7 separate regions of the Mus musculus genome follow, and regions 2, 3, 4, 5, 6 and 7 are each linked to region 1. A link is a loop called in an ENCODE intact Hi-C map of the cell type or tissue named here. Cell type or tissue: left cerebral cortex. All regions are shown on one strand. Each heading gives the region's core, and the rest is flanking DNA. Links, peaks and the distances in the headings are about the cores only.

What was found. Peaks named below come from ENCODE experiments on the same cell type or tissue, not always from the same donor. Only the 100,000 strongest peaks of a DNase experiment are listed, where the experiment ranks them.
Region 2: it touches region 1 in a loop (4-fold over the local background); 17 of 42 quality-filtered maps call a loop at or near these places.
Region 3: it touches region 1 in a loop (2.7-fold over the local background); 4 of 42 quality-filtered maps call a loop at or near these places.
Region 4: a loop joins it to region 1, with 3 times the contacts of the local background. A loop is called at or near these places in 8 of 42 quality-filtered maps.
Region 5: a loop joins it to region 1, with 3 times the contacts of the local background. A loop is called at or near these places in 8 of 42 quality-filtered maps.
Region 6: it touches region 1 in a loop (4-fold over the local background); 13 of 42 quality-filtered maps call a loop at or near these places.
Region 7: a loop joins it to region 1, with 5 times the contacts of the local background. A loop is called at or near these places in 13 of 42 quality-filtered maps.

What each region holds. Positions count from the first base shown.
Region 1 is chr13:21,712,668-21,717,113 of GRCm38, reverse strand. It overlaps H2bc13 (H2B clustered histone 13), which reads left to right and starts at 931. Exons shown (of 1, transcript NM_178199.3): 1 at 931-1,403. The coding sequence starts at 971. The coding sequence ends at 1,351. H2ac13 (H2A clustered histone 13) reads right to left here and starts at 702. Exons shown (of 1, transcript NM_178182.2): 1 at 255-702. The coding sequence starts at 692. The coding sequence ends at 300. In left cerebral cortex, for the core only: CTCF peaks have their summits at 643 and 2,200 (motif pointing left); DNase peaks (open chromatin) are centred at 804, 1,367, 2,190, 2,741 and 1 more place; H3K4me3 peaks cover 1,929 bases; H3K27ac peaks cover 1,538 bases.
Region 2 is chr13:23,433,802-23,438,247 of GRCm38, reverse strand. It overlaps Gm40833 (a long non-coding RNA gene), which reads left to right and starts at 3,576. Exons shown (of 3, transcript XR_873170.2): 1 at 3,576-3,827. n-TKctt11 (a tRNA gene) reads right to left here and starts at 1,908; the gene lies at 1,836-1,908. n-TPagg3 (a tRNA gene) reads left to right here and starts at 1,183; the gene lies at 1,183-1,254. It overlaps n-TIaat8 (a tRNA gene), which reads left to right and starts at 66; the gene lies at 66-139. In left cerebral cortex, for the core only: no CTCF peak of the experiment used is centred there; DNase peaks (open chromatin) are centred at 1,200, 1,684, 1,909, 2,378 and 1 more place; H3K4me3 peaks cover 2,607 bases; H3K27ac peaks cover 809 bases.
Region 3 is chr13:23,304,796-23,309,241 of GRCm38, reverse strand. The region is part of intron 1 of 4930557F10Rik (RIKEN cDNA 4930557F10 gene); the gene reads left to right. It overlaps n-TVcac11 (a tRNA gene), which reads right to left and starts at 1,613; the gene lies at 1,541-1,613. n-TIaat9 (a tRNA gene) reads left to right here and starts at 117; the gene lies at 117-190. In left cerebral cortex, for the core only: a CTCF peak has its summit at 2,116; DNase peaks (open chromatin) are centred at 1,114, 1,637 and 1,867; H3K4me3 peaks cover 895 bases.
Region 4 is chr13:21,257,077-21,261,522 of GRCm38, reverse strand. n-TAagc19 (a tRNA gene) reads right to left here and starts at 1,755; the gene lies at 1,684-1,755. In left cerebral cortex, for the core only: no CTCF peak of the experiment used is centred there; DNase peaks (open chromatin) are centred at 1,685, 2,229 and 2,825; H3K4me3 peaks cover 1,737 bases; H3K27ac peaks cover 341 bases.
Region 5 is chr13:21,273,374-21,277,819 of GRCm38, reverse strand. n-TTtgt4 (a tRNA gene) reads right to left here and starts at 1,864; the gene lies at 1,791-1,864. In left cerebral cortex, for the core only: a CTCF peak has its summit at 2,598 (motif pointing right); DNase peaks (open chromatin) are centred at 1,806, 2,092, 2,323, 2,711 and 1 more place; H3K4me3 peaks cover 2,588 bases.
Region 6 is chr13:23,533,295-23,537,740 of GRCm38, reverse strand. H2ac10 (H2A clustered histone 10) reads right to left here and starts at 3,866. Exons shown (of 1, transcript NM_175661.3): 1 at 3,363-3,866. The coding sequence starts at 3,830. The coding sequence ends at 3,438. H3c8 (H3 clustered histone 8) reads right to left here and starts at 2,323. Exons shown (of 1, transcript NM_145073.2): 1 at 1,832-2,323. The coding sequence starts at 2,295. The coding sequence ends at 1,885. In left cerebral cortex, for the core only: a CTCF peak has its summit at 2,430; DNase peaks (open chromatin) are centred at 2,458, 2,752, 3,554 and 3,919; H3K4me3 peaks cover 2,323 bases; H3K27ac peaks cover 127 bases.
Region 7 is chr13:23,444,746-23,449,191 of GRCm38, reverse strand. It overlaps Gm46404 (a long non-coding RNA gene), which reads left to right and starts at 3,221. Exons shown (of 2, transcript XR_001780873.2): 1 at 3,221-3,626; 2 at 4,441-4,446. n-TVcac9 (a tRNA gene) reads left to right here and starts at 2,978; the gene lies at 2,978-3,050. n-TRacg5 (a tRNA gene) reads left to right here and starts at 2,328; the gene lies at 2,328-2,400. In left cerebral cortex, for the core only: a CTCF peak has its summit at 2,610; DNase peaks (open chromatin) are centred at 2,368 and 3,059; H3K4me3 peaks cover 2,252 bases; H3K27ac peaks cover 1,591 bases.

The DNA.
Region 1 (4,446 bases), core at 126-4,125:
CATTTCAAGACAATTCTTTGTGCAGTCCGGTCTGTCCTGGAACTCGTCCTGCAGAGTAGGCTGGCCTGGAGTTCAAGATGTGTCTGTTTTATGTACTAGGTCCGAGGTTGGGTGCCTGCCTTCCAAAAACCAATATACTCTTAGCTAAGGTTAGGGGGTTGAACTAACCACAAGCCAGGGAAAACTAGGAGAGGTAATACACGTATTTCCCACAATGCACTATCCCAGTAGTGTTTAGGTCTCTTTGGAGAAAGTGAGTGGCTCTGAAAAGAGCCTTTGGTGATTCGTAATGTTTGGTTTCACTTCCCCTTGGCCTTGTGGTGGCTCTCGGTCTTCTTGGGCAGCAGCACGGCCTGGATGTTGGGCAGGACGCCGCCCTGCGCGATGGTCACGCGGCCCAGCAGCTTGTTGAGCTCCTCGTCGTTGCGGATGGCCAGCTGCAGGTGGCGCGGGATGATGCGCGTCTTCTTGTTGTCGCGGGCCGCGTTGCCCGCCAGCTCCAGGATCTCGGCCGTCAGGTACTCCAGCACGGCCGCCAGGTACACCGGGGCGCCGGCGCCCACGCGCTCCGAGTAGTTGCCCTTGCGGAGCAGCCGGTGCACGCGGCCCACGGGGAACTGCAGGCCGGCCCGGGAGGAGCGAGTCTTGGCCTTGGCGCGAGCCTTGCCGCCCTGCTTGCCGCGTCCAGACATAACTCAGCTGTAGATAACCACCGCAGTAAGAAGCAAAAACGGTATACGCATAGTATATATAGTCAAGGCTGGACGCGAAAACGGAGAGATTTCATTGGTTACACATTGGTTACCAATGGCGCCCTGGTTTTGAAAATCCCTTGTTTTGATTGGACTGTTAGTACATGACGTATGGTGATTCAGGTTCGGCATAGCCGTAAGTTTGTTTAAAATGCAGCCAGAACAGTCATTAACTTTTAGTTATCCTTTTTCAACTTAGTTCACTTCATCCTCTCAGTATGCCTGAGCCCGCCAAGTCCGCTCCCGCCCCGAAGAAGGGCTCCAAGAAGGCCGTCACCAAGGCCCAGAAGAAGGACGGCAAGAAGCGCAAGCGCAGCCGCAAGGAGAGCTACTCGGTGTACGTGTACAAGGTGCTGAAGCAAGTGCACCCCGACACCGGCATCTCCTCCAAGGCCATGGGCATCATGAACTCGTTCGTGAACGACATCTTCGAGCGCATCGCGAGCGAGGCTTCCCGCCTGGCGCATTACAACAAGCGCTCGACCATCACGTCCCGGGAGATCCAGACGGCCGTGCGCCTGCTGCTGCCCGGGGAGCTGGCCAAGCACGCGGTGTCGGAGGGCACCAAGGCAGTCACCAAGTACACCAGCTCCAAGTGAGCTCGTTTAACTCACACTCCTAACTCAAAGGCTCTTTTAAGAGCCACCCACACTTTCCTCTGGAAAAGCTGTTGCACATGCGTGGTTATTGATGACGCTTCTCTTGCCTTGGACCTAACAAGGCATAAGGTAAAATGCCAAAAGATGCAGTAAGCAGTTTGCGTTTGGAAGTTAAGGGTTAATGGACAGTCAGGCTTTGCCTCTCCGGTCAGTTGAAATATAATTCGCAGCAGCCTGTAGTTTTTATTTACGAGTGTGCACTGTATCCTGAAGCTTTAAATTAAGCATTAACTGGTATTCACACCCCAACCAACCAACCTTTCATTCCTCCTAACTGAAAAGTATGCTGCGTAAGCACAGGCCAGTTGTCCTGCGTGGTTGTGGGTATTTATCGTACAAGCGAAAATGGAACCTGAGTGTAAATTCACGAGAAAGTATGCTTCAGAGAAGCCATCTTCAAGACTGATTTGAATGTCCATGGTCCTAAGTCCAGCTGCAAGCGTCAAAACTGCATTTAAAGCCAGTGGGCCCCAGCATGACCGCTGAGTTGGAGGTGAATTAAAAGCGTGGGGTAGCCCCCCAATATTAGTGGGACTTCCATGCACCATCCAGGTTCTGCAACTCTCCATAATTCCGATAGTTCAAAAATCATTTTTGATGTTTCATGATATTAGCGTTCTCCGTTACCTCGTGACCTCTCTTCTGTAAATCATATTTTGTAGGTCACCATCGCAGTCCCTCTGTATGAAAACCACTTCAGTGTGCAGTTAAAGCAGGACAGGTGGAGGGCTAAAGAATAATCTAGTTTTGCAGTGTTGTGAAATGTGCTGCTCTTTTCTGCCATCTTGTGGCCACAAACAGAATCATAAGCCTTGGGTGTTTTTCATCCAGACTGAAAATGCTGTGACCAGTGAGTTACTGTAATGTTACTATTTTTTTTTCCTAGTAACGTTGAAAGAGTTATATTAACTTCTCAAGAGTCATTCGTGTGTGACTGAAGGAGAGGAGGCAAGACAGACGAGACTGGAGCACATAGAGGGAGAGTCTGGTCAGAGCTGTCAGAAACAAAAACTACACAAAATCAAATTAAATCATTCTAAAATACCTGAAAACATTAAAGACATGTTTTTTAGTTTTAGATTTCTGTCCCCTATTTTTTGGCATTTTCCAGTGCTTATTTATAACCAAAGATATTATTAAAATATTATTAGAATGACAAGGTTGCATATGAAACAGAGACAGATATTTTCTTAAAGTTCAAGATCAAGGCATGAGCAGATATGGCTTCTCCTGAGGGCTCTCTCTGGGATTTGGCAGGTGTCTACCTTCATGTCCGTGCCCTTGACCTTTTCAGTCTGGTGTCTCTCTGGTAAGCACCCCACTCTTAGGACCATTCTTAATGGAAATGGACTGAAGGCAAGTCACTAGGAAGGTGGTCAGCCACTTACCTGCAGCTCCCGCCTGTGAAGATCCTGTCTCCAAATACAGTCATACCAAGGACAAGAGCTGACCATGGGCATTTAATCTATCACCACACTTAACACTATATTTTATTTCAACCTGCTATTATTCCACATTTTCTTTCATTTTAAAAGTCTGCATTTAGTTAACATTATAGCTAAATCAACAACTGAAGATTTTCTAAAACGGAGTTTATGTGAGTTACTCACGGGGTCCAATAGTCATTGGACATTTGAAACCACCTTTCATTTCTAAAAATTTTCTTGACATCCATGCCTCCTGACATTGTTGGCTTGTATTTTTTGTTTTGTTTTGTTTTGTTTTTAATTTGATAGTGTATGAGACACTTAGGCCCCTAATCCTGCCACTCTAGTTTCCCCAAATTTTGAAAGAAATTAGGAAGCAGAACTGAGTAAAGTAGATTCATTCAGTTAGACGAGGTCCCATGCACTCTCTACTTTTCCTGTAGCAGTGTTACAGTTTTATAGACACCATAAAAAGAAGCATTGGGTTCTAGGTGAGTTAGGCTGCCCTGCTGTGAGAACTGCTGGAGTCAGGATGTCAGCCTTCCCCTTCCCCTTCCCCTTCTTGGGATTCCTGGAGGAAATCTTATATTTTTAGTTATGAGCCTAGCCGTTTAATGGCCGAGCCATCTCTCCAGCCCTCCTAGAGGAAATCTTAATTTTTTAGGTCCATTGTCTTAGCATTCCTCTTTCAATAAGGAGCAGAACATGTTTTAATAGTTTCTTAGCTCTGTGATAAGAACAATCAGAGTGTGGGTACCCATAAAGCCGGTAGGAACTGGCAGGAGCTGGGGAGCGGCAGTGCCCACTGTGTTCCTGGACAACACAGTTTCACTGGCTGGGGCTTCCAGTTTTGAAGAAGGTATGTGTTTAAATATGAAATAGCCTAAATCTTTTGTATGTTATCTAGCAAACATTTAGAATATGACCCAGACTAAACAAACAAACGTTGCTATTGTTTTTTAATCTCAAAGTTGAAAAACTGGATATGAACAAAAATTTCTGGACCCCAACAAACTCATGAAGTGTCCTGCCACCGAGGCCTGACTCAAATGCCCAGAGTTTCCCAGTTGATTCTCCACTAAGAAGACATTCCTTGCTTGGCCCCTCTAGGCAGAGTATAGGGTCTCACATAACAGACATTTGAAAGCTAGTTAAGACAAAAAAAAGTAAGCCGTAAAGAACAGCCTTGACCTCCTAACAACAGCGAGGTGAGGGTGAAGGGTAAGAAATGTTTAGCCTTGTTTATTGTTGTTATTTTGGGTTTGTGTGTTTTAGTCTTGAAAACCGAACTCAGGTCAGTCATTGTATTTGCTAAGCAAACACTACCTCTGAAACACTACCTCTGGTATTTCCTAACCTCTCAAACGTTGTTTATTGTTGATTGAATAGTTATCTAAGTTTAAAATGCAAAACAAGCAATCTTTTCTACTTAGATTACCTTTCTTTTGTTTTTTAATGACATTATTTTTAACTGGCAAGGGGAAGTTTATACATTAGTTGGGTCCAGCATGATATTTTGATATCTGTATAGAAGGCTGAGGATTAAATAGAGGGAGCGTCACCTGTTTACCTGTGCCTTGTGATACAAATCTCTTCTACCTGTTTTTC
Region 2 (4,446 bases), core at 184-4,183, 1.7 Mb before region 1:
TCCAAGAGAACAAGGAATGATGAATAAAGTTGTTATGCTTATTTTGTGCGCCCTTCTTCAGGTCTGGCCGGTTAGCTCAGTTGGTTAGAGCGTGGTGCTAATAACGCCAAGGTCGCGGGTTCGATCCCCGTACGGGCCAGCTGGAGTTTTTGTTACAGGCTCGTCCTCTCGCCAATTTCAGAAAATTGAATAAAATTTCAGATTTTCCAAGATGTACTGATAGGTAACAATTTCCGAAACTTCCGTCCTATGGTTTGTAACTGGTCTGTCTCGCTACGCTAAATTGTGAAACTCATTTTACATAAGCTCAATAACTTCATGTCAGACAGATAGGACAATGCAGAAATCTTGTGAGTTGGGTCTAAATGCATTAGAAGAAAGAAAGAAAGAAAGAAAAGATCTCATCTGTTTTTTGAGTGCCTAAACCCTATCCTCGGAATGGTGAGTAAACAGAGTATCCCACTACTGTCATACAAGGTTAGAGTGAGCGAACACTACCCAGAGTGTCTCTGTTGGGGCGAGTTCGTGGCAGGAATTTCACGTCTCTAGAGAAACGTTTCTTCTTTCTTTTCTTTACCTTTGATTGCGCAGGTAAGAAAAGGCTAAGCCCTTTTACCGAATCTGCTTTAGCCTGGCAGAATGTTGCTCCTGTTCAGTGGAGCTAGGCGCCCCTACGCTCTGTTTTTTTCCCTGACGTTTTTCCTGTCCCTCAGATCCATCTTCCTTCTGTCTTCTTTCAGGATCCCAGTCTTACTATTCTCTACATTCCACGGACAGCTGATCTTTTTCTGTTTATTCAACTCCTCAGGTTCAAGTGGGTTTGGGGCCGGTGCAGGCGGGTTCTCCTTTAGCCTCCCAATGATATCTGTGTTTTCGTTTCGGACTTGCTCAGAAATTGGGCCTTTTGGGTTGCGGTTCCAGGCACCGACGAAGTAAATCTGAGAAGAAATTTTGTTTTCTGTATTTTTAATAAACGGCACGTTTGTTTCTCTAACAAGGGTGGGTCAAGAGATGTTTATATGGTCCTTAAGAGAGTCAAGTAATGTGGCTTAAAGGACTGAAAGACCAAACAAACCCGAGATTAGAAACAATATAAATTATATTTACTAAACATTTATCAAATAGCTATTAAAAAAGAATTGGTTAAATGATTAAGAAAACGAAGAAACAAAGTTTACATCTGGCTCGTTGGTCTAGGGGTATGATTCTCGCTTAGGGTGCGAGAGGTCCCGGGTTCAAATCCCGGACGAGCCCAAGTTTTTATCGTGTTTCCTGTCACCGAATTTTCGAAGGTTCAAAATTAATGATTGACAACTTTTTTCTTTCCTTTTCTTTTCTTTTCTTTTCTTTTCTTTTCTTTTCTTTTCTTTTCTTTTCCCTTTTCTTTTCCCTTTTCTTTTCTTTTCCCTTTTCTTTTCCCTTTTCTCTTTCTTTCTTTCTTTCTTTCTTTCTTTCTTTCTTTCTTTCTTTCTTTCTTCCTTCCTTCCTTCCTTCCTTCCTTCCTTCCTTCCTTCCTTCCTTTCTTCCTTTCTTTCGCAGCTAAGTGTTCTTTCTATGCATTTGGTTTCAATTTGCAACTTGAACCAGTCGTTTTCAGATTTGACTTTCATTTTTCCCTCCAGTCTCTCTAGACCAGAGAGCTTTGCGCCAAGAGGGTACTAAATTCTGCAAAAGATGTACAGATATATGATGCAACATAGGTGCTCGCTGTAATGCCGTAATTAAAATTGATTTTTTAAAAAGTTACGTAAGCTCTAAAATCATTTTTGATAGTGATTAATTTAATAATATAAAATTGAACTGTTACCAAAAAAAAAAAAAAAAAAGTTAATTTGCGCCCAACGTGGGGCTCGAACCCACGACCCTGAGATTAAGAGTCTCATGCTCTACCGACTGAGCTAGCCGGGCACATGTGCAACTCTTTTCTCCACTACAATAGGAGAATAAGTATTACCCACCCCCAAGTTTGTCATAAGGCATGATTTTAGATTTTGTTTAGTTGTTCATATTAGTTTTCTAGGTAAGAAAAGATGGTACTCTAATAATAAAAGTTTAGCTGGGAATTATTACCCTGTGCTCTACATTTTCCTGCTTCTATTCTCATCCACTGATGTCCCTATTTCTTTCCCTTTTCCCCTCTCTTCATTTCTCTTTCTGTTTTCGGCTCTCTTTCTTCTTCGTCCTCCCTTCTTTTACCTCCCCTCTCCTTTCCTTTTCTCCTCTTCCTCTCTCTCTTCTTGATAAACTACAAAATGTTTCCTGGTTCACTTACGGCTTTTCCAGAGCTCCTGACAAGTGATGTTGCCATCACTTATCATCCAGGGCTCTCCCTTCCTGTGACCCACTGAGGCTTTCTGCTGCTGTTCCCACAACCTGTCAGTTCTCCCGGCTGTCTTGCTCGTTGTGTTAAGAGCGGAACTGAAGGGACAATAATAGCGCAGACAACCGCTTTGAGGAGGCTTCTGTTGACAGATGTTGATTCACTGCAGAGCAGAGGTAACCCATCGGATCGGCGTGTCCGTCAGGATTGCCTGGTAGATTTTAATTCTCATTAAGATGAGATGTCGACTTCATAAACTTGTGGCAAGAAATATAACTGTGGGGTCTAGTTGCATTTTTCAATTGTTTTCAAAATTGGAAAGACCAACTTCATGCCCAAAGTATATAATCAAAACAAAGGGGATTAGAAGGCGACAGTTGCATCATTTTGAAAACCTGAGAGCCCTCAGCACCTTATTATTATCTGCCAGGAGGCAATGGAGATCGCATTTAAAAATCTCTCCCCCGCCCCCCAAGTGTACTCATCCTCCCTGCCCTCTCCCATCCACACCTTCCTCTTTCCTTTACCTAAGAAACCGGATGTTACTGTCTCTCCATTTTATATGTCCTGTCATTCCAAATTCCAGCTAATCCCCAGAACAAAAACAATTCATATGCTACTTGTTCAAAACTGGCATATGAATTCCTCAAGTCTGGAAAACAAATTCATATAATGTAAAATATCAGGATGGACTTCCTAGATTTGGTGATGTTGAAACTGGGAACCAAACATCAACAGTGGGTTTAAACTAAGTTTAAGGCTTTTAAGTTTAACCTAACCTAAGGCTTTCAACTAAGCCGTTTAACACGGACACCATTACATACTTAGCAAATGTTACTGAATTGACTTTAAAAAAATCTTACGTGAGCTTTCCTAGGAACAGGTCATCTGTAGGCAGTTTGCACACTTTTTGGTGAGAGATTGTTATGACCTAAATAAATAAATAAATAAATAAATAAATATCAGAAAGCAGTTATCTGAGAGTCTGCCGACAGGATTATATAGGCATAAGAATACTTCTGAATTTATCAAGGTTCTGGGTGAAGGACCCAGTCGAGACAATCAATGATCAATTTAGCCTGTTCAGGCACAGCTTTTGATCTATCTGTGCAAGTAAGTGTATATTTTAGAAAGCCTTGGCTCTTTAAGAGACACAAAAAGGATACAGAGGCTCAGGGACTTAGTTGCAGTTTGCAGGACGGACTGGGCCTTACATGAAGGAAACAGGAAATCCTTTGCTCAAGTTACCTGAGCAGGCAGCAGAGAGGACACGGAAAGGAACAGCAGCATGTAATGAAGGTCCTCAGCCACCTCGGACCACAGTTCAAGAGAGCCTCCTTGCGGGATGTAATTGGGTTGGGTGCGACCTCTTGGAAAGTCTTCCGGATTGAGGAGCACAAACTACAAAGTTACACAAAACAGAAAATGGATTTCCACTCAAGTCGCTCCACAGGAGTCTCATGGAGGACAGGGCTGTTGATCAGGGGCCTGCATTCATCTACAAGTGGTAACAGTGGGGTCACCCTTCAATTTATGCTTTGGTGAATAATGCGAAGCCGAGGAGGAGGAAGAAGAGGGGGGGGAGGAGGAGTATTCTTTCAAGAATGTATTTATTATTTTTGCAAGTTCTCCTTTTAGATTAACAATCATGGAATTGAGCCTGTGAAAGTACATTTGAACAAAATGGACAATATTAAATACATCTGTAATAAGCTAAAATAAGATAACCCATTCAGTCAGCTGGGGTTGGGAAAGAGAATGTTATATTCAATTTACTCCGATATTTCTTGAAGACATGAAGAGGTTAGTCCTCAACTAAGTGATTAATAGTCTGCTTTTTATTCTTGCTCAGGGAAACAAACAGAACAACAAAATCCCACAAACACTGAACAATAGCAGAGAACTCTTTCATTGTACTACAGGGGAGTGGACACTGCTAGTCCACTGGTGGGGGATTGTTTGCCTATGTGTGTGACTCCAATGTACAGCAACACAACGATCTTTAGTAGGCTCTGAAGAATAATAAGACAGATTTCTGATGTCCGATGTGTCTGTCGTGAGTAAGGAAGAGTAAGAGTCATTTGGAGTTCCTCATGAACTCAGGGAAGCCGAAAGGAATTCTAATA
Region 3 (4,446 bases), core at 286-4,285, 1.6 Mb before region 1:
GTAAGTTTTTACATCTTTAAAAAAAATCTTAAAATTTCGAAAAACAAGACGAAACTCTTAGTTGTCAACGTTGTCATCAAATATCTGTAGAGGTCGTAGAAGCAACTCTCATGTCTGGCCGGTTAGCTCAGTTGGTTAGAGCGTGGTGCTAATAACGCCAAGGTCGCGGGTTCGATCCCCGTACGGGCCACACATATTTTAGCTACTATGCTTTGCCTTCAAAATAAAAGATGAAGCGAATGTGGCATAGATCTACTCTGTATAGCTGTGTAAGGCATACCAACCTTGACTGTGTTTCCTTTTGATTGCTCTGTGCTGTCTAGCTGCATTCTTATTTTGTGGTTTAGTGTCCTGAAAGCACAATTCATAGTTCGTTGAGAACCACAAGGAATCAATCTGGAAGCAGTGGGAAACAGCAGTGAGTACCTGGGTCTTTCTCCTTGCCACGTTTCCACAGTGTGCCTCCTCTCCAGTCACACTCACTTCACACAGACTTCCTGCAAAGCTGTGTGCATTAGAAGGCTGGGTAATGCTACCAGGAAACCCCAGTCCTGGCCTCTGCCTGTGCCTTCATTTCTGTTTTCTGCCTTCTGTTAATCTAGAGACACTGAACGGAGGAATGTCGGGTTCAGAACCCCAAGTCCTTCATTAATGTCCAGCTGCTTAGTGGGGTCCAAAGGATCTTCCAGCCGAGATCTTTCCGAACAGTTTTCTGAACCTGAGTTTTGTGCCTCCCAGCATTCCCAGGGAGCCTAGCAGAGGTCTGTGTTTTGGCATTTACAACGATCCATTTAGTGAGCTTCTCCGTTACATTATAGAAGGCAAATATCAAGGCGATGTAATGTTAAGTCAGATGTTTCAGACATTTCTCCGAAGTTTAGTTAAAGTGCTGTGGATTGAATTGGGGCTTTATATGCTAAGCAAGAACCATGCCACTAACCTACTACATTCCAGCTCTTATATAAAGTCTGGGATTCATCTAAACACGCCCCTGTGGACCGAGTGAGCAGGTTCACTTAAAACTGCCCTTTGTTGTGTTTTATAAAAATAAAAAGAAGCTATGCATATGTGTGGTGGCACAGAAGAGGTCCTGACCCAGTGTCTGGAGAGTGAAAGAACAAATTGAGACAAACTTTTATCAAATGCACAGACTTAGGAGTACATGAGGTGGGTATGAGAAACGGGCAAGCGAGTGTGTGCTGAAGGGGGCAAAAGTGTAAGACTTTTTTTTAAGTCTCCAATTTCCAAAATTGGAAAAGCAGATTGTCAGGCTTTCAGTGGAAACATGCTCTGAAAATAACTGGCATCGATGCTAAGCGAGCACTCTACCATTTGAGCTAACCTCCCGACATAATGGGAAATTTTTTGTACAGTCTTTTATGCTTGAGTCTTCACTTAGCATTACTCAGGTACCTGGTATAGCTAGGACTCAGGAAAGCATAACAGTGAAACCAAGGAGCTGAGATTGTTTTGACTCCTCAGAAGTGTAGGGAATGAGCTGAGACTCTGAAAACACAAGAGAAAGTGAGAAAAACAGTACTGTTTCCGCCCGGTTTCGAACCGGGGACCTCTCGCGTGTGAGGCGAGCGTGATAACCACTACACTACGGAAACCCTCTGACCCTTCAGTTTTATCCGTTACTAACCAAGATAGAGTAAATTTGCTAAAATCTTATCTGTGAGAACTACAATGCAAACAAACCAAAGATTAAAAAGCCACACTGGACAGGCAACATCCTGTACAGGGAAGGAAGGATTAAAAGTTGTGACTTCCACGGAGTGAAAAAGGGAAAGAGCTCAGCGAAGGGAGAAGCTTGTTGTAGGAGTAAAGACTCATCAGTGCATCTCAGGGAAATCTCTAATGAGTCAAACCCAGAGAAGGGAGGAGGATAGAAGAGTCTGATCAACTGGAGACACTTCGAGGAGAAGGTTGTAGATACCAGAGAGCTTTTGAGCGACGATCCGCAAGTGACTCAAATAATCACAGCATCATGTTAAGGGAAGATGCTCAATTTGTCACAGCGCTTAGAAATGGAACATTGAGACTAGTAGGGAGGGGGCCAGGTTCCACTCAGGCTGAATGGAGTTTTTGTCCTCACGATGTTGGCGGCTGCAGTGCCGCGTAGCTCCCTGTCGGTGAAACGAAGGAAAAACTCCTACTATGGCGTAGAATGGGTAAAAGATGGACAAAGATGGGGAAAATTCCAGAATGGCGGACAGAGCTCAGTTTAAGGGGGAAGAGGGGGGGCCCAAAGATGGTCTCACAGAAAAGGTTCGGACTCAACGTTTGTAAACACAAGCATTCTTTAAATGTGCCTATGGGAGCCCCGACCCGACCGGACCTCCACCCTGTGGGAACCAGTGCCAACCCGGATCCACAAGTTCTTTCCCACTGTCCCTCTGATTCTTTCCTCATTCCTTTGTGTCACCCAGCAAGCTACAGGACCCCTCTTTACCAGGAACCCCACGGCCACCACACTTGCCAAGGATCCAGAGTGGGCGACAGCAACCAAAGAACAGGACACGCACCCAATAAAGACAGGAACAGATAACTTCACCAAGAAACACCTCAAGTATCATAACTTCTCTGCCAGATGGACAGGCAAGACAATATGCCTTCCCGAGAAGCCAGTAACCCTATTGAAACAGGCCTTGAGAAATGCAATATATACAAAAAGCATAAGACAAGGGCTTTAAAATAGTAATTATGTATGTGTTTAAGGGCCTTAACCTTAAAAAAGATAAGAAAAATGCCTAACTGAAAACTGTAAAAACACAAACAATTGAATGAATGTGGTAGTTTGAAAGGAAGTGGTCTCTATAAGCTCATAATGCATTCTTTGAAAGGATTAGGACGTGTGTCCTTGTTGGAGCTGATGTGGCCTTATTGAAGGAACTGTGTCACTGAAAGTGGGCTTTGAGGTTTCAGAAGCACAAGCCAGGCCTAATGGCACACACTCTCTGCTTGCTCCTTTGCTAATCCAAAAAATAGAACTCTCAGCCTCTCCAGCACCATGTCTGACTGAGTGCTGCCATGCTTCCCCCATCCTGGTAAAGAACTAAACCTCTGAGCTGCAACCCTTCTCCCACTAAATGCTTTCCTTTATAAGAGTTACCATGGTCATGGTGCTTCTTTACAGCAATAGAAACCCTGAGACAATGCGATAAGAACAGCATCTCAAGACAGGAAAGCAGAAATAGAATCACTAAAGAAAACCTAAACGGAACTAAACTGGACATAAAAAATTTGGATGTCAAACAAAACCTCAAAGGTAACCCTCATCAACAGATTACAAGACAATTGAGAGAAATTTAAAACAAAAAACATTAGAGGGAAAACTTCACTCTGATGAGGCCACATCCAAATAGACACAGGAAACAAATAATCCCAGAACAGTAAGTAAAACAAAAGAGAGGGGAAAACCTCACACCACAACAACAGATAATCAGAAATTATTGATAACAGGCTAACAGATTAGAAAACAGAATCCATCTTTCTACTGAACGTAAGAAATAAATTTCGTCATCAAGGATAGACAGCATCTCATGGTAAAAGGATGAAACCAAGAAAGAAACCTCCTTTTAAAATGAATGGAAATACAAATACAACATACACAGACACACTGGACACAAGGAAGGTGGTTCTAAGAGTCAAGTTCATAACACTAATCATTTATTACACACACACACACACACACACACACACACACACACACACACACACAGAGTGATCTCACAGCAGTAACTTAGTGACACCTGAAAGCTCTAGAACAACAAGAAGGAATAACAGCCTGAGAGAGAAAACAGCAAGAAATAACCAAACTCCAGAATGAAGTCAATGAAATAGAAACAAGCAAATACACATACAGAAATAATACAAAGAGTTAGTAGAATGAGCTGGTTCTTTGAGAAAATCAGTAAGATTGGCAATATTTTAGCAAAATGAATTAAAAGACAGTGAGATGATCCATAATAACAAAAGCTGAAGTGAAAATGGGAACATTACAACAGAGACTGAGGGAACTCAGAGAATCACAAGGACACACCTTGAAAATCTCTATCCCATCAGATTGGGACACCAATAAGAAATGGATGAAAAGTTTGGTAGATATGTATCATCTACCAAAGTTAATCCAAGATCAAATAAGCAATTTAAACATACCCATAGCCTCTACTAAAAATAAATCCCTCCCCACCAAAAAAAAAAAAAAAAAAAAAAAAAAAAAAAAAAAAAAGCAAGCCCTGGCCCAGTTGGATTCAGAGCAGAATTCTACCAAACCTTCAAAGAAGAGTAAACAACATTCCTCAAACTATTTCAAAAAGTAAATAACACTGAAAGTAATTACTGAAGTAACACTAATTCCTTTTACAAAGCTAGTATTATCCCAATGCCAAAACCATGCAAAGACCCAACAAAAAATTTACAGATCAATATCATTTATGGACA
Region 4 (4,446 bases), core at 346-4,345, 460 kb after region 1:
TCCCAATCTGGTGCTGGAGTCCTGGAAGATATCTAAGGAACAGTTGCTCTTTAGCCTACATTGGAATCCCAAAGAAGTCGGTTCCAATACCAGCAAAGGAATAGCTCAGCAACAGGATAGATAGACTTGCCAGAGAGTGTGAAGGCAAGCAAGCAAAAAGCAGAGTTTCCATCTTCAGAGTCCTTTTATCTGGGGTGCCACCAGAAGGTGCCACCCAGATTTGACATGGGTCTTCATGCTTCTGATAATCTGGTTAAGAAAATCCCTCCCAGCAGTACCCAACAGTTTGTGTTTCAGTTGAGATATATTCAGTCAAGCTGACAACCATGATTGGCCGTCACAGTCACACTCTGCTGATGGCCTCCAAGTGACATCAAAGGAAGGCAGAGCGTGGAGTGAAAGGTGGGTAAGGAGTAACCACAACCACAGCTAGTTACCAAACCAGGAATGGTGGCCAGAGTTGTCATCCCAGACACTCGGAGGCGACCCAAAGTTGGAGGCTAGCCCGAGTAAATTTGCTTCAAAATAAAAAGTAAAAAGAGGCCTGGGGATATAGCAAAGAGTTCAGAGATGGGGTGATTTCACAGCATGCACAAGATTTGATCCCCTGCCTTTCCACAAATAAAACAAACAACACCAATAGCAAAAACAAAAACAAAAATCCCAAACCCTAAAACTGATGAGTAGAAAGAAGCCTTGTATCTGGCCAGTACTGGTTAGACTGTAGAAGAATGCTGTAGCCCAACGGAAATGACAGGCACTAACGAGGAAAAGGTCTCTGGATTCTTAGTTTGTGGCCCGAGAAGCTGATAAACACCGTGGTTATTTTTGAATTAACTATTTAAAGTGTTCTTAGAAGTTAGTAGCTTACGGTTACATCTCTCAGACGTGTAATATTGGTCAGTAGTTGGCAGCACAGGGTGATTTAACCAGAAGGATTAGCAAGCTCAGCAGCCTAAGACTCACACCTTAATGTCCTCCTTCCTTAGGGCCAAGTCGCTTCAGCACAAAACCCTATTATAACTGATTGCTCAAAAATGCTGTAGTCAGACGGAAGGAAGAGTAGGCTTCTATTGTTCTCTTCAAGAACTTGATTAATCCATAACCTAGCCTGGTAATACTCCACCAGCCCTCCACCTCCAGGTTTAAAAGCTCTTGATTCATCTGTAACCAAGAAGAATGCCAGTGAGGCTTACTCTGGGCTTGGCTGGGGACGGGGTGAGGTGGGGTAGCAGACGGAATAAAGAAAACTTTTCTAAAATCCTTTGACTTGTTAATATCAGTGTCTTAAGTTGCAAGTATAACCAAAAGTTCAAAGGAGGAATATCTCCTAGACGAACAGCCCACTAGACAAAGCCCCTTACAGTAGTGCTACAAAATCAGTCACCATCTTTTATAAAGTGGTGGGTTTTTCAGTGTGAAGGAGCGGGAAGAGTCAGAACACCACCCTTCCGCATTCAGAGGTGCAGCTATGCATCTTCCCTGAGCCCACACTGGCGCCACAAGAGCGTCCCCGAGCGTGGCGCAAGTATAGCGCCTAATACAGCCGGTTAACTAAGCCCGTGCGTTTGCGAACAGCAGTAACAAATTAGTAGGAACCGCTAAGTCGCTTAACAAAGCAGACTAAAGAGAGGGTTGGAATTCTTAAAAATGAACGCACCTTCCTTCCCCACATCAAAAGCCTGGAGATGCTGGGGATCGAACCCAGGACCTCATGCATGCTAAGCATGCGCTCTACCACTGAGCTACATCCCCACCACTTGAAATCTAGTGTTTCCTACTCATCTTTATAAAATTCCTAGACTTGGTACTTTTATTCGTCAAAAAAAATTTTTTTTTAATTTAAAAAAAAAAAAAAAAAGAGCGGTCTTGTAAGAAGGGTATTCTGACCAACCTGCACTTTCATCATAGACAATAAGGGATATATAAAGAGTCTAGGGTTGGAGACCTCAGTTTAAAAGTGTGCGGGATCCTCTTTTCTTTCTACAGGACCAAGGAGAGATCCTTCCAGGAAAGATGAGGAACCGTTTGCCAAGATTAATTGCGCAGAGGAAGAAAGCACTCATTTGCTGTTGCCATACCGTCTCTGCATTCTGTTCCCGAGCTACGAAAGACAATGAAAAATAGGAGCATTGGAGGACAGGATTCTACAATAAAACCCAGCTCCCCTGTCTCAGCTACGGAAAACGTTTTAAGAATCAAGATGTTAGATTCCCCTTCCTCCGATCCTCGCCGCTCCAGGCTTTATCCAAAGGAAGCCAATGAAACCCACAGAACACGAAATCTCAGACTCTTCAGTGACTCTTGAGAGGAGACAGGGATGCAGTCAGGAGTGCGCTTCCTCGCCGACTCGGCTCCTTTTCTCTGGGGTTTACCTACTGTACACATAGTGGCCCTTCCACTTTTGGAAAGTTCCACTCAGGAAGCCGAATCTTATACCTGCCTGGAGAGTTCAGGAAATTCCTCATATACACAGAGACCTTTCAGCAGACCAGGAGAATGGGAACACCAGGGAAACTGAGACAGAACTAAGGATTCAGAAGGAAGAGGATGCTCCTGCTGCTCTTCTCCTATTTTTCCTTGTCAAGAGGGCTTAATTTCAGTGTTAGAGTAGACTTAAAGTGACTGGTCTAAATTAACCACTCTTTTCTGTTTCCTTTTGTAGGTAACTGTTTCACTAGGAAGATCATGCCTGGGGCAGTCATCACATATCCTAGGCTACCTGTGGTGTCTCTCACTTGTAATCCTAGCATTGGGGGCAAAACCGGGACGATTGCCATAAATTTAAGGCAAAGCCTGTGATACAAAATGCCTTTAATCCCAGCACTTGGGAGGCAGAGGCAGGCGGATTTCTGAGTTCGAGACCAGTCTGGTTTTCTGAGTGAGCTCCAGGACAGCCAGGGCTACACAGAGAAACCCTGTCTCAAAAACAAACAAACAAAAGCCCCTGTTACAAAAGACCTTAATATTTCGAGATTAAAAAAAGAAAAACCGAGGAAAGATCCACGACCATCATTTTAGCATATTCTATTCTAAATATTCTGTTGGATATCAAGGAACGTGATCTATGTGAAACCACATGCAAAGCTGGCTCTGCCTCTCCCCCTCCCTCTCTCCTCCTCCCCTCTCCCCACTCCCCTTTCCCCCTTCCCCTCTCGCCCCTCTCCTTCCTCCTTTCCCTTCCCCTTCTTCCCCCTCTCTTCCCTAAAGAAATGTGTCTCTGTCCTTGTGTTTTAGAGTTCTGCTGTGGTATGGCACAGCACAACACCTGTAACACAGTGCTTGGAAGACGAAGGGAACAGAATTGCCACAAGTTCTCGCCAGGCCTAGAAAGCACGGGAAAGGGGCACTGGGGAAAGGGTGGGAAGGAGATAACAGTAATGAAATTGTATTCTCTGAAAAGAAGCCATGATAAAGCACGCATGCACATGCATATAGAATGAGACAGACAGACAGACAGACAGACAGACAGACAGACAGGCAGACAGACAGATGAGAATGTATGACACACGGGTCCAGCAGAGGATGGAAGAGGTTATCTGTTTCCTGGAATCGCAGTTACTGAGGGTCGTGAGCTGCCATATGGTGTTATGAATCAAACCCTCCATCCTCCGGAAGAACAGCCAGTGCTCTTGACCACCCAGCCTTCTCTCCATGCTCAGTAGCTCTAAAGACAAAACAAAACAAATCCGGTTCTTAGCTGAAACTATACAATGTATGCAAATTGACGAGTTTGGGCGTGTGTGTGCACCACTGGAACCATCCTCATGGTCAAGGAAGCTAACACACTCATCATCTCCAAAAGCTTCTTTCTGGTTTCACCTGTGTGTGCAACTGTGTGTTCATTTGTTTATGCATTTGTGTGTGCACCTGTGTGTGTAAAGAACATTTAACTTGATTTCTGCATTCAATGTTTTCAATGTAAAATACAGTACTGTTAGCTACAATTGCAACTTTCCCTCTTAATCTTAAAAATCTTAAAAGCAAGACTCAAAAGGTCCTCTGAAGGGATTGCACACTCTATACAGATTTGGGGAGTACAAGGTAACCCAAATTCCTAAGTAGCACCAAGTGGTGCCCAGGCTGCCTGACCACACTCACCTGACAGTTCACAATGCTCCCCAGAGTCCCTATATGGACTGCAAAAGGCAGGATATTAAATGCACTGAGAATAATAGTACAAATAGTAAATTCTATCAAGAGGTGGAACTTTGGATGGATGTGTTTTGGAGGATGGTCCTCCTTCTTCTGAGCAGCTTTTCCTGAAAGCTGTGACCAAGCATCACTAAGTTAGCCTGATCAGTAAGTTGTGTCATCAGGTTCTCAAGATAGTTTTAGTTCCTTGAAAGTCTCCACTGAACTGAAAGAGCAAAGGAGAGAGAAGGGCTGTTTATGTTAAGTAGTGCATGTCTGTCTGTCTGTCTGTCTGTCTGTCTGTGTATGCAT
Region 5 (4,446 bases), core at 132-4,131, 440 kb after region 1:
CCTAATTCATGAACCCTGCCTTGTCCTAACTCTAAACCAGAGACAATGTGTGCTGTCAGAGAGGAGCCGTATTCGTGGTGTTTAACGTTTGCGTGTCCCCAAAGGTTCATACCTTGTCAGATTAGCTCAGTGTGACATTCTTACTAAGCAAGGACGGCTCCCCTAACTACAGATTTCTACACTTGCATGGGCCAGATAGATGCCACTCTTTGAAAGACTGATGACCTACTTACACGTTTTTCTTATTGGTTTCAGCAGGAACTCTTAGGAGAAAACGACCAGGTCACTGGGCCATCCCTCTGATTTTTAGTGCACATAAATTAAAGTAGCACCAGTGTTTTCCCCTGTGTGCACCGCTGTGTGGATATATATGGACTATGGAATAAAATTCCATCCATTCTTTTCTGGGAAGGGCATCGCCTTGCAAAAGCCTCCTGTGTTTCTTTTCGTACTGTAATAAGTCAGTTTCTTCTTCCGTGTCTCTTGGAGTGCTTCTTGGCTTTGTATTCACCGCGATGTAAACTCAGCCCAGAAGTCTGATTAAACTCCACAGTGCTGTCTCCGCAGAAGCATTCTCCAACCAGGTCTTTGCTCACCTTCATGTCCACATTTTCTGCTCTGCTAAGCATATTCGAATCCATAAGCAATAGAAAAGGTGGTCTTTAAATGTACAGAAGGAAAGTCATGCTAGAATACGTGATTATCCTGAGTTGCTATTTTTTCACTCAGTGTTGTGAGAAAATAAAAATACCATTACTATAAGATTGTTCCATTGCTCTTGTTAGACGATCGTTATTAAAAAGAAAATTCCCTTGCCAGATATGGTGGCCCGCACCTTTAATCGTAACGCTTGAAGCAAAGGCTGGAGGAACTCTGAGTAGGGCAGCCAGGGCTACACAGAGACCCTATCTCAAAAACAAACAAACAAACAAGGAACATCCATTTCTTAAAAGAAAGCATCCCTGCATTTCTACAGCAGGGGCAGAAAGCCAAGTGGGTAGGAAGCCGAATGGGTGGGGGAGGTGGGCTCCCCTCGCCCGCTGATGGAAGTTTTGGAAAAAGGAACTTGTGACCTCTTTTGCACTTGCGACCCCTTCTGCACCAGCGCTGTGCAACTAGCTTAGACTAACGATTCCTTAATCCCCACCACCACCACCACCACCACCCCCCCCCCCACACACACACACCCCGTTAAGACCCCAGGTGACGTAGACCCAAACCCACTACTGAATCTCAAAGCAAACTAGAGAATCGAAAGAAGCTGAAAAGAGGCGGAGAGACCTGCCTTTGACCCGAAAGGTAAAAAGCACAGAGATAGGAGACATCAATTCTCTCACTCATTCACTCAACAAACCGCGGCAACCCCGCTTAAGGAGCCGCTAGCGGTCCAGAATTGGGCTCTTTCCAAATTGTTATAATTGATGGTTGGACAGAAGTTCCCTGAAACCCGCTAGAGTCGCCGAGTCCCACAAGCAGCTTCCAGGCCGTCAACAGACTTTTTCTGTTCTGGGACACCAACTGAGGTGTCCTATGTCCCCTATCTCCCGCTGCTGGGCCGTTGTACGCACGGAGGGCCCAGGCATCAAACGCTCCTGGAAATTCTCTTGGTCCACGTTTGGCTTCTCGCTCTTTTTATTTTTGTAAAATTTATTCATTTGGAACGAGAAGAGGGTTTGCGGAAGTTTAGGCATATTCTTTGTTGTCCCGCCATTTTCAAGAGGGAGGACGGCACCTTACGGAGAGTATTGTCTTCATCCACAAGACAAAATGCTCCACAAAGGAAAAAAGATAGGCCCCACTGGGATTCGAACCCAGGATCTCCTGTTTACAAGACAGGCGCTTTAACCAACTAAGCCATGGAGCCAACTGCTGTACCAAGCCTGAAAACATACCTCTATTTAATTTCTAAGGGTCATTTTGTTCATTTATTTTTAAAGTAATTTAATTGTATGTTTAAGTGTTTTGGGGGTTTGAGGGTTTTTTATAACTGTATATTTAATTTAAATTTATTGTGTATTGCTCACGTGGAACGCTCTCGAAAAGACAAAGAATATCAATTGTCTGTGAAAGTGCTCAGCCTTCATTCGATTCCTATCGCACAGGGTCCCTGCTCCCACTGAACGAGTCGGGGAAAGGAGAGGGACACGGCACAGGACGGGTCTCTTGCCTGCAGAAACCCACTTTCTGACTTCTGAATCCTCGCACCAGAGTCTTTGGAACCAGGGGGACATTTACTATCATTTCCCCCTTTGATCGCGGTTGTTTGCATTTAACTAATTAACTTCTTTTCACCTTGTTTTGTTTGAGATACGATCTCAATTTTGTAGCACAGACTCGCCTTCAATTCAGGGCAATTCTTCTGTCCCGAGCGCTGGGGTTACAGGGGTGAGCCGTAACACCGTCTGTCTTCAAACGTTGGGAAAATTCGGCTGGTTACTTATTTAAATCCTGACGTATTTTTTCATTCTAAAAATCCCCTAATTACTCTTACAACCCAAGATTATGTGACCCCCTTCATCAAGTCAGCTAATGTATAGGAAGGCCATATTTTCAGAATTAGGATAACGATAAACGCACAGTAACTTTCAAGTGGTCACCAGAGGGACCCAAAGGGTTGCTTACAGCAGGACAGAATGAGGATAGTCCACAGTTTCCATCCAACACTGCGGCTTACGTTTCCATCCATCAATGCGGCTTACATTTCTTTATCCCAGCATGAGTCTAACTGGCTCAGCCGACTGTAGTGCGGTGGGAAGAGTAATCTCACCCAGGAAGAGGCAGCAAACGCTCTGGCAATGGTCTACTCCAACGAGCAGCCGGGGGTTCTATGTGCAAAACTCAGAAAAATGCATTGTTGGTATTTCTTTCCTGTGTTCTCTCCCTGTGTGTGTTGAAAACGCTAGGTGTTGTGATTTTTTTAAACTTGTACTATTGAACACTCGAGCATCCATTTTATAAAGGTAAACTGAATTCTGCAGATGATGGTGTTGTTTATCTATAATCCCAGCAGTCAGGAGGCTGAGGCCGGGAGTATGGGACCTCGCTCTGTAGCCCTGTGGAGGTTTCTTCAACGACTGCTGCAGAAACTCAAGTGGAAAAATACTTTGACAAAGCTATAAGAAAGAAAGAAAGAAAGAAAGAAAGAAAGAAAGAAAGAAAGAAAGAAAGAAAGAAAGAGAGAGAGAGAGAGAGAGAGAGAGAGAGAGAGAGAGAAAGGAAGGAAGGAAGGAAGGAAGAAAGGAAGAAAGAAAGGAAGAAAGAAAGAGAAAGAAAGGAAGAAAGAAAGGAAGAAAGAGAAAGAAAGAGAAAGAAAGGAAGAAAGGAAAGATAGAGAAAGAGAGAAAGAGAGAGAAAGAGAGAAAGAAAGACAATCAACCTAATATGACCAAGTCACTGATCTCCATGGTCCCAGGGAGTCCCACAGAATAAATAAGACGCTTTTGGAGGCAGTTGTTTCAATAAAAGTCTCTCATGAAGATTCTAAAACACTTCATTCTGCCCTAAATCACTTGCTGTTCGCTGTTTCTCTTTATCTCTTTGCCACAGAGAGTTGTGTTTGTATGTTTAGTTTTATCTCTCTTGCTTTGGAATTGTTTTGTAACAGGAAGAGTCAGGACTTGTTATCAGATCCAGAATATTCTTACCATTGATCTAGCGATCACCTGTTCTCTGCCCTCTCTCATGAGCAGGTGACAGAACTCTTCAGTCTTTCCTCCGTTACTGTAATTCTTCTATGATATCCCCTTTCCTTATCTGTTTGGCTTTCGAGATACTTCCTGTTAGCTCTGAACAAAAGATTAACTGAGTCACTTAAATTTTAAACATTGGGATCACATAACAGAATACATGTGCAAGTCCCTCAACACGGTGCATGGATAAACTCCCTGTAGACATCACCCATCCTATGAGCAGAGTACAGACTTAGTGGCTCTGCCAATGGCCATCCTTCTCCCTCTACTCTGCTAAGGTCTCTTCAAAATTCTGCAACCGCATTGTGAGTGCTTTCTCTTTAAGTTTCTATTCTATAGAATCTCTAATCTATGCCGCCATTTACAGTTCATATATAAAAGAAACAATACTTTTGTATCCTCCTACAACCTGACTTTTCAAAAAATTACACATCTTAAACTTAATCCATAGTGGTCTGTATAACTGTAGGCCATTCGTTCTTACTTATTTTTAACGTTATTACTTTATTTCTTTATTACTTTAAGACAGGGTCTTGCTATGTAACCCTGGATTGCCTCAAATTTCTAGCAGCCTTTCTGCCTCTGCCTTTTCAGCCCAGGGGCTGCTGGCTCGAGTTAGCAGGTACCTACCAGTCTGAGCTGTCTTAGGTACACTTTCTACTGATGTGATGAAACATCACAAACAATACAACTTGAGGAGGAAAGGGTTCATTTCAGCTTATATTTCCAGGTAACAGTCCATCACTGAGGGGAGTCA
Region 6 (4,446 bases), core at 149-4,148, 1.8 Mb before region 1:
TATTGGGTGGTCTTGAATTCATTTTGGATATTACACAGCTTAAATCCTCACCTGCCACTACCAGGCGGGCCAGGTATTGTACATAAAAGGGCTACCAACCACCCTTATCTTTCTACCATCTTGAGTATGACTCTGATCTCTATTGCCAATCTCTCTCTCTCTCTCTCTCTCTCTCTGTCTGTCTGTCTGCCTCTAGCTTTCCCTCTTGTCCCCACGCTGAGTCACCCTTTCACTCTCTCCTTCCCCATTAAGCCTCTTACACTAAATCTGTTACATGGCTTATTTCTCAAGGGCACACTTTGGCATGGGCCACCAAACATACTCCAACCCCCTCTTTGCATTTTATCTTATCACTGTCAATATCTTTAAAAGCCTAAAGCAATAAATGTTGCCGCAAGCCCCCTGTAGTTTTTCAACAAAGCACATTTTATGTGTATATATAAACTTTTGGCATCTGCATCATCCAGCAAATCACTACCACTCATGGCATGATAAGCTAATGGAACTCAGGAACAATAGTGAGAGTCTGGATCTACAGCATGTTGTACTTTAGCACAACTCACCTTTAATCCCATCATTTGATGACCAGAGCAAAATAAATCTGTGAGTTCCAGGCCAGCCTGGTAACACACCTTTAATCCCATCATTCAGAGACCATAGGTAGGTAGGTAGGTAGGTAGGTAGGTATGCAAGTACATTGATACACACATAGGTACATAAATGTATAAATATATAAATACATAGATCCTAAATCTATGATGTGTCAACATTTCTCACTGAATTTCTCACTAGTCCAGTTCCCAGTGCAATGCAGATCAAGACTCACTTGTTCATTTGTTTAAAAAGTCTATTAAATATTTAAAAACAAAACCAAAAAAAAAAATGCTTTGTGGGAAAGCAGATCTTTGGCTCTTTACCGAGAAAGAGTGTATTCTGAAGGGTACTGGATACTTGTGGAATAAATTCAGAAGGCTCTGTCGAGTGGAGAAAGGTAAAAATGTAGAAAGGAGACAAGTGAAAGCTACCAGCTTTATCTTCGAGGCTCTCCATGGAATACTGTTCAGAAAACAGGAGTTTTCAGCATCCAGAGTTCGAACTGTCTTCCATTATAGTCACTAGCACATCTCCTAAAGACCAGCCTTCATATTTCCACACCATACACCACTGTGATAATGACCTAGGACAAATCCAGTGCCCAAATGGCTGTAATTTTCGAGGTGATGATTATTAAGCCAAGTGAAACAAGTGACGAAAGAGCCATAAAGATTCAGGATCTCAAAAAGCCCAAAGGAGGGCAAGACATATACACCTTAATCCCAGCATACAGTAGGAAGGAGAAACAGATCTCCCAAATACAGATCATCCTGATCTACAAAGAAAGTTGCAGACCAGCCTAAGCTATGAGTCCACTTAAAAAGAGGGTGGGGGAGGTCTATTAGTGGGTAGGGAGGAGACTAAGCACGCTATAAAGTGAATGGTAAATCCCTGTAACCCTTTCAAGACTGGAAGATCAGTTAATTTTTCTGAGTTACAATATTAGTGGTTCTGTCCTTCAGAAAGTTCACAATTCCAAAGTAAACATCTGCAACTAATAATTTTATTTTTAAATTCGGTAAATGCCCAAATTACTGTAACCATGCAAAGTTTTCCAATCTTTATGCTTTGCTAACTAAGAGTACAATTTCCATGAAAAAGGGTAAAGATATCACTTACCAAAATATTGCTTGCTTATAATAGATCGGTGTGATGAAAGGAGACCTAGCACTTTCACAAATGAAACTGATTAATACCCACAAGTTGGAAAAAGCGCTACAGTTCTTTTTTTGGAAGATGGGTGGCTCTAAGAAGAGCCTTTAAAGTGGTTGTGTGGATTAACAGAAACCCTTAAGCCCTCTCCCCGCGGATGCGACGGGCCAGCTGGATGTCCTTGGGCATGATGGTGACACGCTTGGCGTGGATGGCGCACAGGTTGGTGTCCTCAAACAGACCCACGAGGTAGGCCTCACAGGCCTCCTGCAGAGCCATGACGGCCGAGCTCTGGAAGCGCAGGTCGGTCTTGAAGTCCTGCGCGATCTCGCGCACCAGGCGCTGGAACGGCAGCTTGCGGATCAGCAGCTCGGTCGACTTCTGGTAGCGCCGGATCTCGCGCAGCGCCACAGTGCCGGGACGGTAGCGGTGAGGCTTCTTCACGCCGCCGGTGGCCGGGGCGCTCTTGCGGGCGGCCTTGGTGGCCAGCTGCTTGCGCGGGGCCTTGCCGCCGGTAGACTTGCGAGCGGTCTGCTTAGTACGAGCCATGGCAAGTAACCGTAGGGAAAAGTGAGATACCTAAGTAGCGCACTTTGGCCTTTAAGTACGCTTGCGTTCGCACACGCGCAACACACGTACCCGCGCTCGTACCCCTCCTTCCCACCGAGAAGCATCCTGATAGGCGTGTCTGCTTTTCAAGTGTCCCGCGCAGTAGTACTATTGGCTGAGGAATTCAAGTGGTGATTGGTTAACTCCTGCACACCCGATTGGTTAACTCCTGCACACAGTCTCCTGCTAGTACAGACTGCTACACTCATGTTTTAGTCTGGCACACCCGAGCTTTCTTAAATTTATGTTTCCATCCTTGTATCGAGTCGCTTAAAGAATTTGAGGCAAAGAAATCTTGAATTTGAAATCTCATGACCCTAGATATCCACAAACCACTCTGGAAAATATGTTCTCTACCCGCCTTTGGTTTTATTTTCCCGCTTCTTGTGCCTAGACTGCACATGATACGTTATTTCTCAGCCGGTGAAATGAGCCAATCCAAACCAGATTTGAATATATCAAAGGGAGGTTTATTGGGAAACTGCTCTTGGGTGAGTTCCCTGGCCCCAAGGTCTGAGACAGGTCAAATCAAGAGGTGGCAACCAAGGAGGAAGAAAAAGAGACCAGGTTTGCTATATGTAAAATATGCACCTAGGTCCTTTTTCCTTGACTCAAGCCGAACTACGTCTTTGCTCCAGGAGTGTTTAAAGTGACACAAAGCAAGCAGTAATGTAACAGGAACCACAGGTCAAGTATCCTGAATCTTGCGACTTTGTAAAGACTTGCCTAACAATTTCCGTAAGACCCTTTGTATTTTCTCCCAACCCCGAATGTCTGCTGCCTCTCCGGAGCAATACGAAGATGTAGAGGACTGCAAGACCAAAAGTTTTGTGCAACGTGTAAATCTATGTTTATGCTACATCCAATATTTCTCTGCGTGAGGAAGACAAAGCAGTTGCCTAAGAATTACCTCAGCCTACCAGAATTATGGTTTTGTGCTTGAAACATTAATATAGGTTTTTCCACAAGCTAAATTAACCATGTTACTAGACTCTTATATGAAGAAGTGGTGGCTCTGAAAAGAGCCTTTGGGTTTTGTTTAAAAAAAAAAAAAAAAAAAAAAAAAAACTTAGCTCACTGGCTTACTTTCCCTTGGGCTTATGGTGGCTCTCGGTCTTCTTGGGCAGCAGCACGGCCTGGATGTTGGGCAGGACGCCGCCCTGCGCGATGGTCACGCGGCCCAACAGCTTGTTGAGCTCCTCGTCGTTGCGGATGGCCAGCTGCAGGTGGCGCGGGATGATGCGCGTCTTCTTGTTGTCGCGGGCCGCGTTGCCCGCCAGCTCCAGGATCTCGGCCGTCAGGTACTCCAGCACGGCCGCCAGGTACACCGGGGCGCCGGCGCCCACGCGCTCCGAGTAGTTGCCCTTGCGGAGCAGCCGGTGCACGCGGCCCACGGGGAACTGCAGGCCGGCCCGGGAGGAGCGGGTCTTGGCCTTGGCGCGAGCCTTGCCACCCTGTTTGCCGCGTCCAGACATTGTAGGTACCTTGCTGTCAGGATCTGTTCAGCGTATAATGATGCAGCCACAGCACCATTCTAATACTCAACTTCTGGCGCGAAAACGGAGTGATCTCGTTGGCTACACATAGAGTTTTACCTAAACCAATGGTAGCTTGTATATGAAAAAACCTTGTTTTGATTGGATAGTTAACGCATAATATTTCAGGACTCTAAAAGGATAGCCACAGCTTTATTTAAATTGCAACAAGGGCTAATATTTTTTTTTCTTGGTGTTGTTTTCTGTTCACTATGCCTGAGCCCGCCAAGTCCGCTCCCGCCCTGAAGAAGGGCTCCAAGAAGTCCGTTACTAAGGCCCAGAAGGACAGCAAGAATTAATTAGGAAAAGACTAAATAAAAGGGAAAACTTGCTCCTTTGTGAGACAATAGCGTCTGGGTTGCATTCAGCCTAGTATTTGAGTAGGCTGAAGACTATATTTAAAATTATACAGAGAACTGTTCTCTTAATTTTAATACTTTCTCTTAAAGAGTTATTTTTAAGTATGTGCATGTCTTTGTATGTATAGATCCTCTGGAACTGGTGTGAGCCACCCAAATAGATAGTGAGCACTGAACTCTGGTCCTCTGCAAAAGCA
Region 7 (4,446 bases), core at 119-4,118, 1.7 Mb before region 1:
TGCCAGACAACAAAACAGACATTGTATTTGGTTGGTGTTTCTCCTTTGACTGAAGTTGGTGACATTTGCATGGAATATCTAAGAAGATAACAAACCCTGATCAGTCCTTTACAGATATATGTGAGTTGGGCTCATATCTATAATGTCAGCACTTGGGAAGTGAAGGCAGGAGGATGAGAAGTTCAAAGTCAGCTTCAGCTGTAGAGACCATGAGGTCAGCCTTGCAACAGGAGACCCCGTCTCACAAAGTCAAAATCAACAAGCAAGAAACAGAAATATGAGAGTGAGTTGTTTCCATGCAGCCTCCACTATGACGAGGAAGGCAGGTTCACAGACACCTCATAATGACTTTGCTCCACACATCTGAGACTGACGACAATCTAGAGCTCTGTGTCACATACTGATCACATTAAAGAAGAGGGGAGAGGTAGAGAGCAGTTTTCCTTATGCCTTGGAGCAAAACCAAAGAACAATTCATCCAGACTCAGAGAGAGAGTTCACACAGTGATAACTTAATATGTCAGCTTGGCCAGACTGTAATGCCCAGTTATGTAATTAAACATTGATGTAGCAGGACATAGTGGGTTCACTTAGAGTCCAGGCTATTCAGTAGAATAGCTGCATAAGTTTTAATCTTGTCTATCATGTAAGGTAGCTAATAATGTAGTCTTCTACTGATTCTGTTCTCTTCTAGATTTGGTTTCTCTGCCTAATACAGTCACTAACTAACTAGAAGAAGCTGGCTTGCTCTCTCTGTCTCTCTGTCTCTCTCTGTCTCTGTCTCTGTCTCTCTCTGTCTCTCTGTCTCTCTGTCTCTCTGTCTCTCTGTCTCTCTGTCTCTCTCTCTCTCTCTCTCTCTCTCTCACACACACACACACACACACACACACACGACTCAAATAAAGTGAAACAACACCTTGCAGTCATGGCTTAGTAGATTGAGGCAGCCAAATAAGACCTTTAAACATTGAAAAACGAAGGGAGTTTTTTATAGATTAAAAACAAAAGAACAGAGTGTGTGGACAGAGCATACAGTCATTTGGGCTAAAACCATTCTGGACAGACAGAATGGACTTTTAGAGATGCCCTAGGTTTTGTTTCTATTTCTGATTGTGGGATGACTTGGAGGCACCAGATTTTGCTTCATTACTGGAAATCCAATAAAAGTGCATGCCTTTTTTTTTCTTGGCTGGCTGGAGACAGAGTCTCAGGGAGAAAGGTGCTTGGATTGTTTGCTAAGTACTGACCAGAAGATGAGCTTAACCTTGGCCTTTTTTGTTCCCACCTGCTCAGTGCAGGAATTGTAACCATGTCTCCTGTGACTTTGTGTTGGTGACATACTTCAATGTCATTGATTTCTTTTTGAAATATTTTCTTTTTCTTTTTTCTTCATATATAATATATATAATAGTATCATTCTGCGATGGAGTGGAAAATCACCAAATTACCTTCTGAGTCTGTGTACAAAATCTGATGACAAAGAGCCCTATTTTTGAGGAGGAAGTGTTAAGTAGGCTTCCATTAAAGCTTAGATGTAAAAAAACAGACACCCGTGCATGCACATTAAGGGTTGTTGAAACTATATGCACCAAAACTAGCTTTCTAATCTCATCATGTACAGTCTTAAATCAAGCAATTAAATTCTGTTCAACAGCCCTTGATTTATTTACAGTGCACGAGAATAGAGATGCCTTTTCAAAAACATAGAAAGACTGAAACACACATATGAAAACCATCTTTGCCTAGAAAGTAACCAAATAAGTACCAGAATTGACATATTCTCATAAAGGCAACATGCAGAGACACACAGTGAGACCTCCTGTTGCAATCTTGTTTGGGAAATATTTGGGGTCGGAGGTTAAACAACCTACAGGGAGACAATAAAAAATATCAAAGGATGCCATGACCATGTTCCTCTTTCCTTTCCTTTTAGCATTATTTTTCTTCTAAATCCATCAAAGTGTTATTTAGAGTTTTAGTGTTTGTATCAGAACTACCATATTATTTTCTAGAGGGCACGGGGAACTCTGTTTTCTTTACTATTTTATTCCTTGAGCATTCATCAATATTGGTTGAATGAATGAGAGCGTGAATAGAAAGGTGACATAGGGACATCTCTTACCACCGTTTTTTTGTTTGTTTGTTTGTTTGTTTGTTTTGTTTTGTTTTTGAGGGGGGGAGAGGATCAAAAACAAACCTAAAAGGAATAGAAATAAAAGAATATCTAAAATCTATTATCCTAAACCAAACCTAAGCCAGGAGGGCAGTACAATTTTAAGCCTCGAAATAATGTAAGTAGTTGCCCCACCCAAGGGCTTACGTGTACAGGGCCAGTGGCGCAATGGATAACGCGTCTGACTACGGATCAGAAGATTCCAGGTTCGACTCCTGGCTGGCTCGGAATGTACAGGTCTTTTTGTTTGACTTCCTGGAAATTCAATGAAGAAAATCCATTCATGTCTGAGTTTGTCTGGAACAAAAAGATCACTCTTACTGTCGTTGTGTTTTGAGACTTTTTCATTCTGTAACCAGTCTGTTCGAATTCATAGCAAGCCTTTTGCCACAACTTGCCGCAGTTCATCACTTCTTTGTAGAGCAAATTCCACACCGGTCCATACGATGGCGTCACCAGCGTATATGCGGAGCTGTTATCCCTAGGTCAGGATGACTCACCAGTCCATATTGGCTGTAGGATGATTTTGAAGTAACCCCTTAAGCCATTAAAATCTAATTAGAGCGATTAATTTTAGAAACAAGGGCAATTTGGAAGAAATTACAGAATTGTGTCTTAGTCTTTCCTATTCAGACGTTTGTACAATGATAATGTAGTTTCAGGTCCCAATTATGAGTTCCTAGGTTTGTGTTTAGTCCTGCTTCTTAGATTTAAACACGGTTTAATCATATTACCATACACAGAGAGCAACAGAAGCAAATCATATTGAGAGAATTGCGGAATACGAAGGGCCGCATCCAGCGAGTTTCCGTAGTGTAGTGGTTATCACGTTCGCCTCACACGCGAAAGGTCCCCGGTTCGAAACCGGGCGGAAACAGTTTGGTACTTATTTTATACCGTGAAATATAATTCTATGTTATTTTCATTAGTTACATTCTGTTTCGCTTCCAGAGTGCAGCTTGAAGCGTGATTTCCCACAATTGATCCTATCCCTCTTTCAGGGAATTGAGGATTCTCATCCCTCTCCCAAGAGCGGCCGGAAGCGTATCCGAGGCTCCTTCCGGTCCCCGCTCGCTCGGCTCCGTGGTCCTCAACCCGGAGTCGCTCTAGGTGAGAGCCTGACGGCCTCCGCGTGATGGCCTCCGCCCTCCGCAGCGGGGACCGGAAAAGAAGCCCGGGCTTTTCCACAAATGTTCTCGTGAAGGCGGAATCTGGAAAAGGCGGTCGCCCGCCCTACTACCGGGAGGACGGGGAAGAGCGAGCTGAGGGGCGGTTTGGCTGGGATGCCCAGAGCTCGGCCGCGTTCATCCCTGCAGGTTTCGGGCCGAGGGTAGTCTGAAGGACCCGATCTCTTTTCACGTCGTCCTCACCTAACCAAAAAGAAAGGCAGCCTGGAGGAGTGGCTCACACCAGTAACCGTTGGCATTTGGGAGGCTGTGGCCGGAGGATTGCTGTGAGTGCAAGGCAGAGTGTTTTAGACAGAGTGAAACAAAACAAACCAAAAAATGAGGGTAGATTCCCCAAGTTAAGGAATAAATAGGACCTCGAGGAGGTGCAGAGTTCCCAGGGATAGAGAAAGATTAGGACGACCTCCCATCAGGGGAGCAAAACTGGTAACACGCTGCCTTGCACACATTTGGTGGAGATTGGGAAGGAAGGAGTGTCGGAGAAGATGGGATTTAGTCCATGGGCACCCGAGCCAGACAGATTTGCTGCGAAACCAAAACCAAAGCAAAACAAAACGGTCAAGACCTCAAAATTCGCCTAATCACAAATATCTTTGCCTGATAATAACAGCTCTTACACAATTTTAATAATTGCTTTAACCCGAAATATGATCAGGTTAAATGGACCCAGGTTCGCTATAATCAGTAATAGAATACAATAATCAATAAAGAATACAAATTGACAGCCTGAATCTAAACCTTTAAAACAACTCCAGGAAATATAATTTTACCTTATGAATTATTAACTACTTTTCTTATCGCAGTGACAATATACCTGTGAAGAAGCAACTTAATGGAAAGAGAATTTATTTGACTCTTAGTTTGGGGTATAGGCCCTTAGGCCTCCAAGGCCTGGGGATAGGTGTAGCTCACAGTTTTGACTGTAGAAACTTATTCATATCTGAGAGGATTAGGAAGGGGGGTTTAATTTCTTAATATTTTATTTAATATACACAGGTTACTAACTTTAGTATAATTTTATTTCTAAATGTCAAACGTGCCAGTTCCTTGGTGTCTTACGTGTTTTGTGTCTTGTTAAAGAGCTCT